Regions from separate parts of the Homo sapiens genome. Here region 1 is linked to region 2. The links are chromatin contacts, found by Hi-C or POLR2A ChIA-PET in ENCODE. All regions are on one chromosome and are shown on one strand. The core of a region is the stretch at or near the end of the contact, and the rest is flanking DNA. Distances in the headings are between cores, read along the strand shown.

What was found. Hi-C counts contacts between places; a loop is a spot of excess contacts on that map. ChIA-PET counts read pairs that join two places held with the same protein, here RNA polymerase II (POLR2A). Pooled maps may share reads with other maps.
Region 1: a loop to region 2 is called in a map of sigmoid colon, with 2.1 times the contacts of the local background. The contact joins two enhancer-like sites. A Hi-C loop is called at or near these places in 17 of 168 maps with a recorded cell type or tissue (IMR-90, MCF 10A, PC-3 and 13 more) and 10 of 50 pooled maps. POLR2A ChIA-PET finds 5 or more read pairs at or near these places in 17 of 52 experiments (AG04449, AG04450, BJ and 12 more).

What each region holds. Positions count from the first base shown.
Region 1 is chr3:71,102,192-71,107,456 of GRCh38, reverse strand. The region is part of intron 7 of FOXP1 (forkhead box P1); the gene reads left to right. Among named protein-coding and RNA genes, the nearest start is that of FOXP1-AS1, 180 kb to the left of the region's middle. RefSeq lists an enhancer at 1,555-3,052. Within about 2 kb of position 3,701, at least 12 of the 41 ENCODE cell types and tissues checked have a DNase peak (open chromatin) inside an H3K27ac peak, as active enhancers do; they include sigmoid colon, where a contact is called at or near this core.
Region 2 is chr3:71,066,348-71,071,589 of GRCh38, reverse strand. The region is part of intron 7 of FOXP1 (forkhead box P1); the gene reads left to right. Among named protein-coding and RNA genes, the nearest start is that of FOXP1-AS1, 220 kb to the left of the region's middle. Within about 2 kb of position 1,654, at least 6 of the 41 ENCODE cell types and tissues checked have a DNase peak (open chromatin) inside an H3K27ac peak, as active enhancers do; they include sigmoid colon, where a contact is called at or near this core.

The DNA of each region.
Region 1 (5,265 bases), core at 2,452-4,951, 34 kb before region 2:
AAAACAGAAATATTTTAGAAATAGTTCTTAAGCCTTTCTGATTACATGCACCATTACAAATATGATAGAAACAGTGACCCCTCCTCCCAGAAAAACGCACATGAACACAGAATGTCACATCCAGTTTTAGGGATTTCATGAACTTCAAGAAGTTCACCTTGGGGTCCAGGCTGATACTCCTGCTTTAAGATTTTGTTTTTCTTTGATAGTCTGTTTTGTCCTTGCCTCCAAAATTTTGGTGCAAGTTGTAATATAATGAGTTCGTTCGTTTTTGTTATTTCAACTTCAGCTGTGCATAGGTGGCCCTGTGTCCCAGTCTGCCCAGGACAGCCCACTCCATGGCTATTGATTGGTTTTGTTTATTCATAATTCCCACTCTTGAAGGTATCCCCAGGTACAGTGGCTCACACCTGTAATCCCAGCATTTTGAGAGGCTGAGGCAGGCAGATCACTTAAGTCCAGGAGTTAGAGACCAGCCTGGGCAACATGGCAAAACCCCATCTCTGTGAATAATACAAAAATATTAGCCGGGCCCGGTGCCTGTAGTCCCAGCTACTCTGATGGCTGAGGTGGCAGGATTGAATGAGCCCAGGAGGTAGAGGCTACAATGAGCCATGATGGTGCCACCGCATTCCAGCCTGGGAAACAGAGCAAGATCCTAGCTCAAAAAAAAAAAAAAAAAATCCCTATTTGAACCAGGTGCAACTGCAGTGGTGTGCACCATATCTCAGCTACTAAGAAGGCTGAGGCCAGAGGATCTCTTGAGCTCAGGAGTTTGAGGCCAGTCTGGGTAACATAGCAAGACTCTATTTCGATTAAAAAAAAAAAAAAGTGGCCGGGTGCAATGGCTCACGCCTATAACCCCAGCACTTTGAGAAGCCAAGGCGAGCGGATCACAAGGTCAGGTGTTCAAGACCAGCCTGGCCAACAAGGTGAAACCCCATCTTGCAAAAATTAGCTGGGCGTGGTGGCACGCACCTGTAGTCCCAGCTACTCGGGAGGCTGAGGCAGGAGAATCGCTTGAACCTGGAAGGCGGAGGTTGCAGTGAGCCGAGATCACGCCACTGCACTCCAGCCTGGGCGACAGCGAGACTCTGTCTCAAAAAGAAACAAAAAATAAGGAACTCAGTTTGGACTTTAATTATATGATCACTAGTTTAAATGTATCTAAGAATTACAATGCAAATGTGATGCTAATATTTTATATGTAATCATGTCTTTGCCACCACATGCAAAGTGTGATAGATAATGAATGTTTAGTCAGTGCTGAACGTGGGCCAGCTCCTTAGCTACTCTGTAGTATAGGCAGTGTCCTTAAATCATTTAATGGATGAGGAAGATGGAAACAGAGAGATTAACTGACTTGCTACACAGCACAAAGGTAGTAACAGCACCAGGATGGGAAGCCAGGTTTTTTAGAACCACAGATAACCAGTGTGCCGTCAAGAGGTTAATTATTGCCTCTCTTTTTATGTGTGTTTACTCAGCACCTACTGAGTGTCATATTTTCCATAAATAAGTAAATTACGCTATTTTCCATATTATAAGCAAAAAAAAGACAGCTGAAACCAACAAAAATCAGTTCCACTATAAATATCTGGATTTCAATTAAGAGGACTCAGATCTGCATAATTACCCTAAGTATATCTTTATTTGTCTGTGTGTGTGCCTGTGCGTGTGTGTCTCTGTGTGTGTCTGTGTGTGTGGTGGGGACAGAAAGGTGATCAACAACAGCAAAGCAAAGTTATTTCTTATTTTCAAGTCTGAAGTGCTCTTATGAGCGTCCATGCGTTTGGAACATGGACTAGTTTATTATAATCATTGTTGGGGCTAGGAGGTGGAGAGGGACAGGGGAAAAACATACTTGACTGGTCAAAAATGTGTAAATTGCTGACAAAATGACACATGTAATTAAGAGTGCTCCTGCCATTTTACCTTGTGGTTTACACCTCCAGTGTTGAAAAAGAGAGTGACTCCCACCTCGCTAATTACCATTATCACTAAAATGCTAGGGTTGGAGTCATTAGTTCCATGTGCATTTAATTAGAGGAAGGCTGAAATTGGATTTAACTTATTACTTTTTCATGGATCACTTTCTTGTCATCACTTCAAATTGGATTGCAGCCCCAGGTAACTAATTATGAGAGCCACAGGATCAAGAGTGAAAAAAAAGGTAATTAGGAATAACACTGTCGGACCCTTGCTGGTCGTCCACTTGTGCTTCAGGGAAAGAGGGGGAAAAAAAAAGAAAACGCAAGCCATATTTTGTAGTATCACGGATTAAGGAGTTAGGGGCATGTACAGTTGCTAGGCATCATGGGACTCTGTCACCACCCATAGTGGTTTCTGTGATATACAGCTGAGTTGAAGATGTCGAAGCAACGTGGTTCCACAATCAGCTGCTTAATAACTAGATTGAACTTGTAAAAGCAACAGATTGGTTGTAGGTATGAGGCATCTCTACAACTGTGTAGACTGGGGGCCTCACATATATGATTACAACAAAGCTGTCAAGATGCCTCTGAGCCAAAGTAGAGAATATTTTAAGTATAGGGAGTTAGAATTTAATGAACATATTAATGCTCCAGAAACATCATTCATATCTGACAGAAAGATGTATCAGTCAGCACAACAGTCAGGTTTAGGGTTTATATATCAGGACGTTTTGTCAAAGTTTCCAGCGTCCGGTAATGTTCAGGATGTTTACTTTGCTTTGGATTTGCTCCCTCCCACCCCTCCCCAAATGTTGTGGATGGGTTTCCTGAGGTTCCATTTCTCCTTCCATCCCTATTGAAAATTCTTTAAAATAAATTATATTGTTTCCATATGCAGAACAGAATTCAGAACTGCAAGCAATCAATTTTATTGACACCATCTGAAAAAATGTTGATGACAGTTAGAGGATGTGAAAGAATTGGATTTTTAAAGTCCCCAGGACTAAGTGTGGCAAAAGAAAAAAAACTGAAATGTAATCTCATTACTCAAAAGTTCTGTTAGACACTCCTAAGAAGTGATTCTTCTTAACGAAAAAAATAAAAGCAGCAGCAACAGCAGCAGAAGGGCGGCTTCTTCTTGGATAGGCTGTGATCCCACAATGAGGTCTTGCTATCAAGCCTATTGGTTGCCTTGAAGGGAGAAAAGAGCTTCTTGGTTTCCCATGGCAGTGAATCACCCAGCAAAGATGGCTCGAGTTTCCTTAAGTTGTTTAAAATTGGTTTTAGTGTTCTGTTAATGTAAGCAAATAATCATGATTTTAGTCTTGAGTGACTTTCAGGCCTGGGCGAGTCAGGCTTGCTCAGTATTCTCCAGTGCAATGGGAGTATAGACGATGATGCGCCCCGCCAATAGAGACCACTACATCATTATCCCCAAAGTGGTAAAATACTCTTCCTGGAATTTTGAGTCTTTTTCCTGTGTGAATCTTCTGAGCAAAATCTCAGAACCAAAATAGTGATCATCAAGTCTAATGTAGAAAATTAAAGCCTCTCTCTTTTTTTGGGGGGGGAACATCTTAAGTTGATTTAGAATTTTTGTACACAATATTCGTCTGTGGTTGAAAGGGGGCACGCTGAGGTCAAGTGATGTAGTGTTTTCCATTTTTCCATATGAGTCTCACAGTGTGCGATAAAAGCAAACTCCTTTATTTTGTAAGTCTGCAAGAATTTCTGCTGAAGTGCAGAGGTCACGTTCCCTGTCAATTTGAGTAGCCAGCATTTTTTAACTACTGTTTTTTCTTTTGGTGTGTCTTTTCTTCCCTCCCCCCACCTTGCTATAAACCGTGGCACTTTTCTGACACATGCACAGTGAGGTCCTCCAATCTGAAACTCATTAGCACACAGCATTGGACCCTGTCCAGTGGTTAGAAAATTTCCTGGAGCCTAGAATAACAGCATTTGGTGCAATACCATGGACCAGAAGTGACAATGGAGGTAGTCGCACTCCCCTGGCACCCTGCCCGGTCAGGAAAGCCAGCTGACCACACAACACGGTGAGACAGAGGTTGTGCATATAGGATGAGCTCGAAAAGTTTGGTGCTTAGAGAAATACACTTCTAAAATCACAAGGCAATATCTGTTTTCCCTACACTTATTATTTCTATTGGGTCAGAGATGTTTATCAACATTCATTGCAGGAACATGAAAATAAGCAATTAGAGAAAATAGGATGAAGCTCAAGTTCCACAATATAGTATTTTTCACTTCTGTAACTATGGGTTATTTTCAGGACCTATATTTTCATTCATTCATTCATACATGCATGCATTCATTCATTCAAACTTTACTCATTGAACTTCACTATCTTGAGATAATGTGACCAGGCTGCAACCCCCTACCCTGACATTAGAAAAATTAAACAGTTTACCCTAAGTCAGGTTAATTTAAGCCAGGTTTTCAAACAGGAAACTGAGTCCCAGAAAGATAATAGTTATCATATTAAATAGTAAATACTATATAGTACTTTCTAGGAGCCAACTACTGTACAACAACCATATGGGGTAAGTTCTATTATTATTCCCATTTTACAGGGGAGGAAAGTGGAGCATAGAGAAGTTAACTTGTCCAAGGCCATACAGCTGATAAGTGGCAGAGCTGGGATTCTAGCCCACACAATCTGGCTCAAGAGTCTATGCTTTCATCCATTACACTCTACTGCCTCTCCCTGAGCTACCACCTGGGCCCCGCAAACAGGGAAAGCAAAAGGAATGGAATCAGAGTTGCTGATGCTTAATGCTCCTCGCTAACCACCAGACCACACCGTCTCCTAATTTGGACATATGTTGATGGGCATATTTGAAAAATAGTGCTTATAATTGAAATATGCACTTTCTAAAGGGAAATGACGCTTGGGAAAGAGAAGAAAGACGGGTATTACTCAAAGCCTGCAGACAGCTCTGCAAGTAATTGTCTAAAGGCAGCCGTTGAAATTGAGAAGCAGTTTGGAAAATGTACAGTTTGGGAAATTTGTGTACCGATGTAATTACGGTAGTTGTGAGCTGATGTCATGCCTAGTAACTGTTTTTGTATTGCTTGGGCCTTTGTTACTGAGCTGTGATATCATGAGCAAACTATTATAAACATAGCATGGATATAGCATGCTTGTGTAACAAAAGATCGGGAACTTTTATTAAGTTTGTTTTCCTTGTCATATTGTAAAAATTTATTATGTGTACTGTGTATATTAGAAACAGATTTGGGTAATTCTGTCTAAATGAAGTCATCCCGGCTATTTCCAGACTGTCTGTTTTTGGTTGTGAATAATTTTCAT
Region 2 (5,242 bases), core at 405-2,904:
AAAAGAAAAAAAGAAATTATAGAGAGATCTCATCCATCTTCCTCTTTGTTTAGCTGAAATGTGCAGGCGCAGAGAGGTGACGTGACTTGCCCACAATCACACTATTATTCCTGACAAAGTCATTAATAGAATCCTAAGTCATATGTAGTACTCCTGTACTATCTCAGAGTTAAACAGCCTGCTTGAGGCCTCTGTGGACTAGAAAAGATGTGCTGACCGCTTCAGCGGCCTGTAGATGAGCCCCAGTACTTGGAGCTGTCTGGAAACTACATGAACCGTCAAAGACTGGAAAGTGGAGACACCCAGGGTTGCTCACCTGGATGCCTGTGTCAGATTCCATTCCTGAGTTCTTAAACACACCCTCTGTTCTCAACCTCCCTCTCCCACCCGCTCCCCACTAGAACTGGCCTTACAACCTTTTTTTCTAGAAAAGGAGACAAACCTTGAGACTTTTATGTGGTCACTCTTAAAGACAGGGTGTGAGTGTCTGTGTAATTGGTGACTATTAGGGAAAGAAAAGCAAGCCATAGCGAGCGCAGAGCCCCGGAAAATGTTTTCTGTGTAGCAGCTTCTATGCCACACAGTGTGGAAGGCAATTATCTTGGAGGGGATTCCACAGCCCTGTGCCGGCTTCCCCGGTGTAAGATTTATTGTCGGCTGGATTGGGTGTTCTTTATAAGACCATTTACTCGGCATCTAAAGCGCTGTCAAGAGTGCTACTTCCTGAATGCTTTTGAGGTTGCAACTGCTAAGCTTCATTTTCCCGTCTTGGAGATATATTTTTGAAATGGTATGCAGGGATTTGTACAGGCCTTGTGCTTCCCATTGACACTGACAGGAGTTGCACTGTTAAACCCCAGCACGCTGCTGCAGAAATTTACCCCCTAATGCCCAGAGCCCTCCTTCAGCTGGGAGTCTGGCCCACACGTGCGCGGAGGGTTCCCGTAGCAGGGGAGAGGGCCCGAGAGTGCCCTTGTTTTGTGTAAGTCCTACCAGCTAATCAGTCTCAAAGTTGACTGTTTTCTTACTGAAACAAAGGATAAGCAAGTACTCTTCTTTTGCTTTTTCTCTTCCGTTTTTTGGATCTTAGGAATGCCAGAAGAAAACTCGAACTGCGAGTCAGCCAAATATACTGTATCGTGAAACCTTAGGGACCACTGAAATGGGAACAGTGGCCCATTACTGCTAAGAAGGTGTTTTATTGAAAATGCGCCGACATGCTCTCCCCGGAGAGTGAGCAAAAGAAGGCAAGATGCCCAACAGTAATACAGGTTGTTCTCTTAGGTGAGCTAAAATATCGAGTTTGGCACTCCCCTGCTGTGAGCGAGGAGGCAATAGAGTAGACGAATGTGCATTTTTACATTAAAAGTGCCATATTTCACTAGGGGTGTCCCCCTTTCTCCCCCCATTTTGTTTAAATGTCTTAATTTATATATTCCAGTTAATAGTTCATTACATGTCCTTTCTCTGTCTGGCTTTAAAAGTTGTCTTTTGAATAAGTTGAAGTAGTCAAAATTTCCTAATCCTGGCAGGCTTGCCAGCAGAGGGCAGGCGTAAAGAAGGTTTTGACATGAGGGTGTGTCAACCTAGGGTCAGAGGAGGGTGGTGTTGCATGGGAGGAAGATGTGTGAGCATTGTTCTGAGGGCAGGATGGGACACGCTCCCTTTGCCTCTTTGCAGGCCTGCTGCACACCACAGATCTCTGGAAAAGCTGACTGTACTAAATAAAGGTGGTCAGTTGCCTTTATCTGATATTCAGCGATTTCTACATAAGTAAACGTTAAAAAAATTAAAATGTAATTTCATTCCCCAAGAGCCGTCTTTTCTTTCCCCTTCAGTGCCCCATTTCTGGTTATGCTTAAAAATCGAGGGTTTGCCTGTGGGTGGGCCAAAAATACTGTCACTCTTCGGGAGGGAAATAACAAATTACACTTGGTGGTGGTGGTGGCAGTGATGTTTTCCCCCCGATATCTGAAGGGTACAGCACTTTGGGACATGCTCTACTGCCCCAAAACATGTACCTTTTCAAGAACTTTGCACACTTCAGTGTAATCTGTTCTAACCCCATGGCAGAAGCAGTCCATTAACAAATTTTACATTATGTTAAAACAGGGGATTATAGTTTCATCATAAATGAGAGAGGGTAATTTATTACTGTCAAATGCAGAGTTAGGAAAGGATGTTGTCATTTTTCTTTTCTGTCATGATTTTGTTTACCTCTGATGCTTATGAATGCTTTTAGAGTAAGGGATTTGTTTTTAGGTTGATGTTTTCCATAGCTCATCATACTTACAAGTCACCTGAATGTTGACATGTCACACTGTGTATATACAAATTAACCAGAAGCAATGGCTTTATAAAATGTTGCATTACATGAAAATGCAAATGGCAATTTGGAAGATGCATTAAGGGGAATTTAAACTCCTATGGAACAGTGAGAACTCAGTGTTTTCCCTTGGCCAAACTTGCAGGCACAGAAGAAAAACAACATAATTAGCTTCATTGTCAACATATGCATAACAGTGACATAAACAATATCAATATGGAGCTAACTGCCTTAGCTCCCTGTAGATGGATGATGTATTAATTTATATTTTTAAGTAAAAGCACTGCTTAAATCAAGACAGAATGGTGGTTCCTTGGAGACAAATCCCCAGATCTCAGGAATGGGGCATTGCTGTTGCAATTTAGTAACTCTAATTGGCTGCCCCATTGCCATTCTTTGGAGAAATACTTAAAGCAGTCCTCCTTCTGGGGAGGCGCGCTTTCCTGAGTAGGCCATCAGGCATGTTACTGGGCTTACATTTTGTATTCCTGTTGCTTTAGCTTTCTCTCTCCGGAATTGGAATCAGTTGGTTGAATCTCTTTAAGTTCTGTCATTTCAGAATATGTCCTGGATACTCCATTAAATTAATTGGAAAGGGGAAAGAAAATGTGTGTTGTGTTAACACAAGTGTTGTTCAGAAGAAGACAGCAAACTTGAATTAAGGTTTTGGCCTCTGATCACACAGTTGATTTTTCACCCCATGCTCGTATCCTTTCTCTAGTTATTTCCAAGCAGCTTCTGGCAAAGCAGGCCTTTCGTTGGAACTGAGGACCACGTGGGCCAGGGACCATTGCTGTATCTGCCTCACCACAGGGCCATTCATCAGTGTATGGAATAATGTCCTGAGGAGACGCTCCTCCTGACTCTTCCTTTAATACATCTTATCTCCATTCTCAGCTCTGAATGGGCAGTAAAACCTTTCACTTTCTTCTGTGTTCAAAGCTAAGGCTCAGCAGAACCAAATATAATACATGATTTTAGTCCCAGGTGTGTTATTTGGTGGTTAGAGTTTGGTGTGGGATCATAGTAATCTGTTCTTAAGTGCACAGCCAGCTGCACAATGGACTCATTTAGCAACTGACAGGTTTCTTAATATGTGGTGTTTGAACAAGAGCTGTATCTGTTGTGGGTGTTAGGATGTGGGCATCAAAAATATTTTTAAAGTATGGTATTTAGCATTTCCTTTACTCTTCCTTAAACGTTGGCTTACCCCTCGATATCCCCTCCCCCCCACCACAGGTATTCATTTTATATTATTATGGCTTTTTTTTTTTATAATTATCCAGTATCTGCTTCCTCTTGGAAGCCTGTAGTATATATTTTTTTTTTATTTTATTTTTTATTTTTTAAGACAGTTTCTTGCTCTGTTGCCTAGGCTGGAGTGCAGTGGTGCGATCACAGCTTGCTGCAGCCTTGAACTTCTGGTCTCCAAGTGATCCTGCCACCTCAGTCTCCCAAGTTGTTGGGACTATAGGCATGCACCATCACACGTGGCTAATTGTGTGTGTGTGTGTGTGTGTGTGTGTGTGTGTATTTTTGGAGACGGAGTCCCACTGTGTTGCCCAGGGTGGTCTCAAACCTCAAAGCAGTCTTCCTGCCTTGGCCTCCCAAAGTGCTGGGATTATGAGTATGAGCCACTGCACCTGGCCATGTTTAATTCTTGGGAGAAATCACTTTGCTTTTCTAAGCCTCAGTTTCCTCCTCTGTACAATGAGGGCTGGAATTTGTGTTCAGATTATGACAACTGCATGAGACTGTTAAAACACCCACAATCCAAAATTTTTTTGTTGGCCTTTCTTATTCAGCTTTTCTAAAATGACCTGGTGCTCACAGTGATTAATAAATGGTTTTAACGAAGTCTTCTGAGTTACTATTGGTTTTAACATTTTATATTATATTCCACTTATGGAAGTTCCAGTTCTTCCTGAATCCCAAATACAGGGCAAGTACACAGGACCACAGGAGTTTAGAATTAACCAAAGTGGCCTGGGCATATGTAGTTTATCCAGGTTTATCACTGATGGGACATTTCCTTGCCCAGAAGTAGTCTCTGAGTCACCATATCATCTGTCTGTCTGGAGACAGGGCGAGATGGGCTCCAGGTGGCTTCTAAGTTAGTATGCCAAGCCATTTCCCTCTCTCTTTTGTCACCTCCCCCTTACCCAAACCATCAGCCTTTAAATGCCACCTCCCCAGTGGGCCTTCCCAGACCCCTCCTCCTAGTGATCTCCTCCTTCTTTGTGGTCCCATGGTGCTTACAGCCACCACCGTGCAATTTAGTAGTTGAGTAAGCACTGCATTGCATCACTCTCTAATTATTTTGTTTAAGGCTTGTCTCCACAGCTGGGTCATGAGCGTCTGTAATGTTGTTTGCTTGTTTATTGTTTGTTTTGATGCACCTGCAGACTATTAGCTGATAAACACTGACCTGCTAAGGAGTTAGTCCACCTTCTGAAAGCATGCATGAGTTTTATGGATGCCTCATGAAGAACTTAGTTTCTAAAATAAAAACACATTGCATATTCAAAGTACATCCCAGTTTTTGTTTATAAACATTAAAACTCAATTTTAATACTTTGGGAAAAAGAAAGTCACTTAGGCGTTTTGAAATGATTCTTTCCACTTTCTCCCTGTACATTGGTTGGAGAGCACTTCCTTTATTTGTATTTCCTGCCGTTGGGGCTCTCTGCCAGCCCCTCCGGAAAGAGCACCTTTTCTCTTTAAGAGTCAGAACTCTACTGATAGTCGGGGGACTTTCTGGCAGATTTAAGGTCCTTCTACCTCGCAAAAGAGCCCTTGGTTCTCTGTTGAATATTCATGAGAGGGTGGGGTCACATTTTGTGACCTGAAAAAATCCCATTAATAAATTTGGTATCTGACACAAAAACACTTTAGGGTGAAGAGCGATCTGCGCTG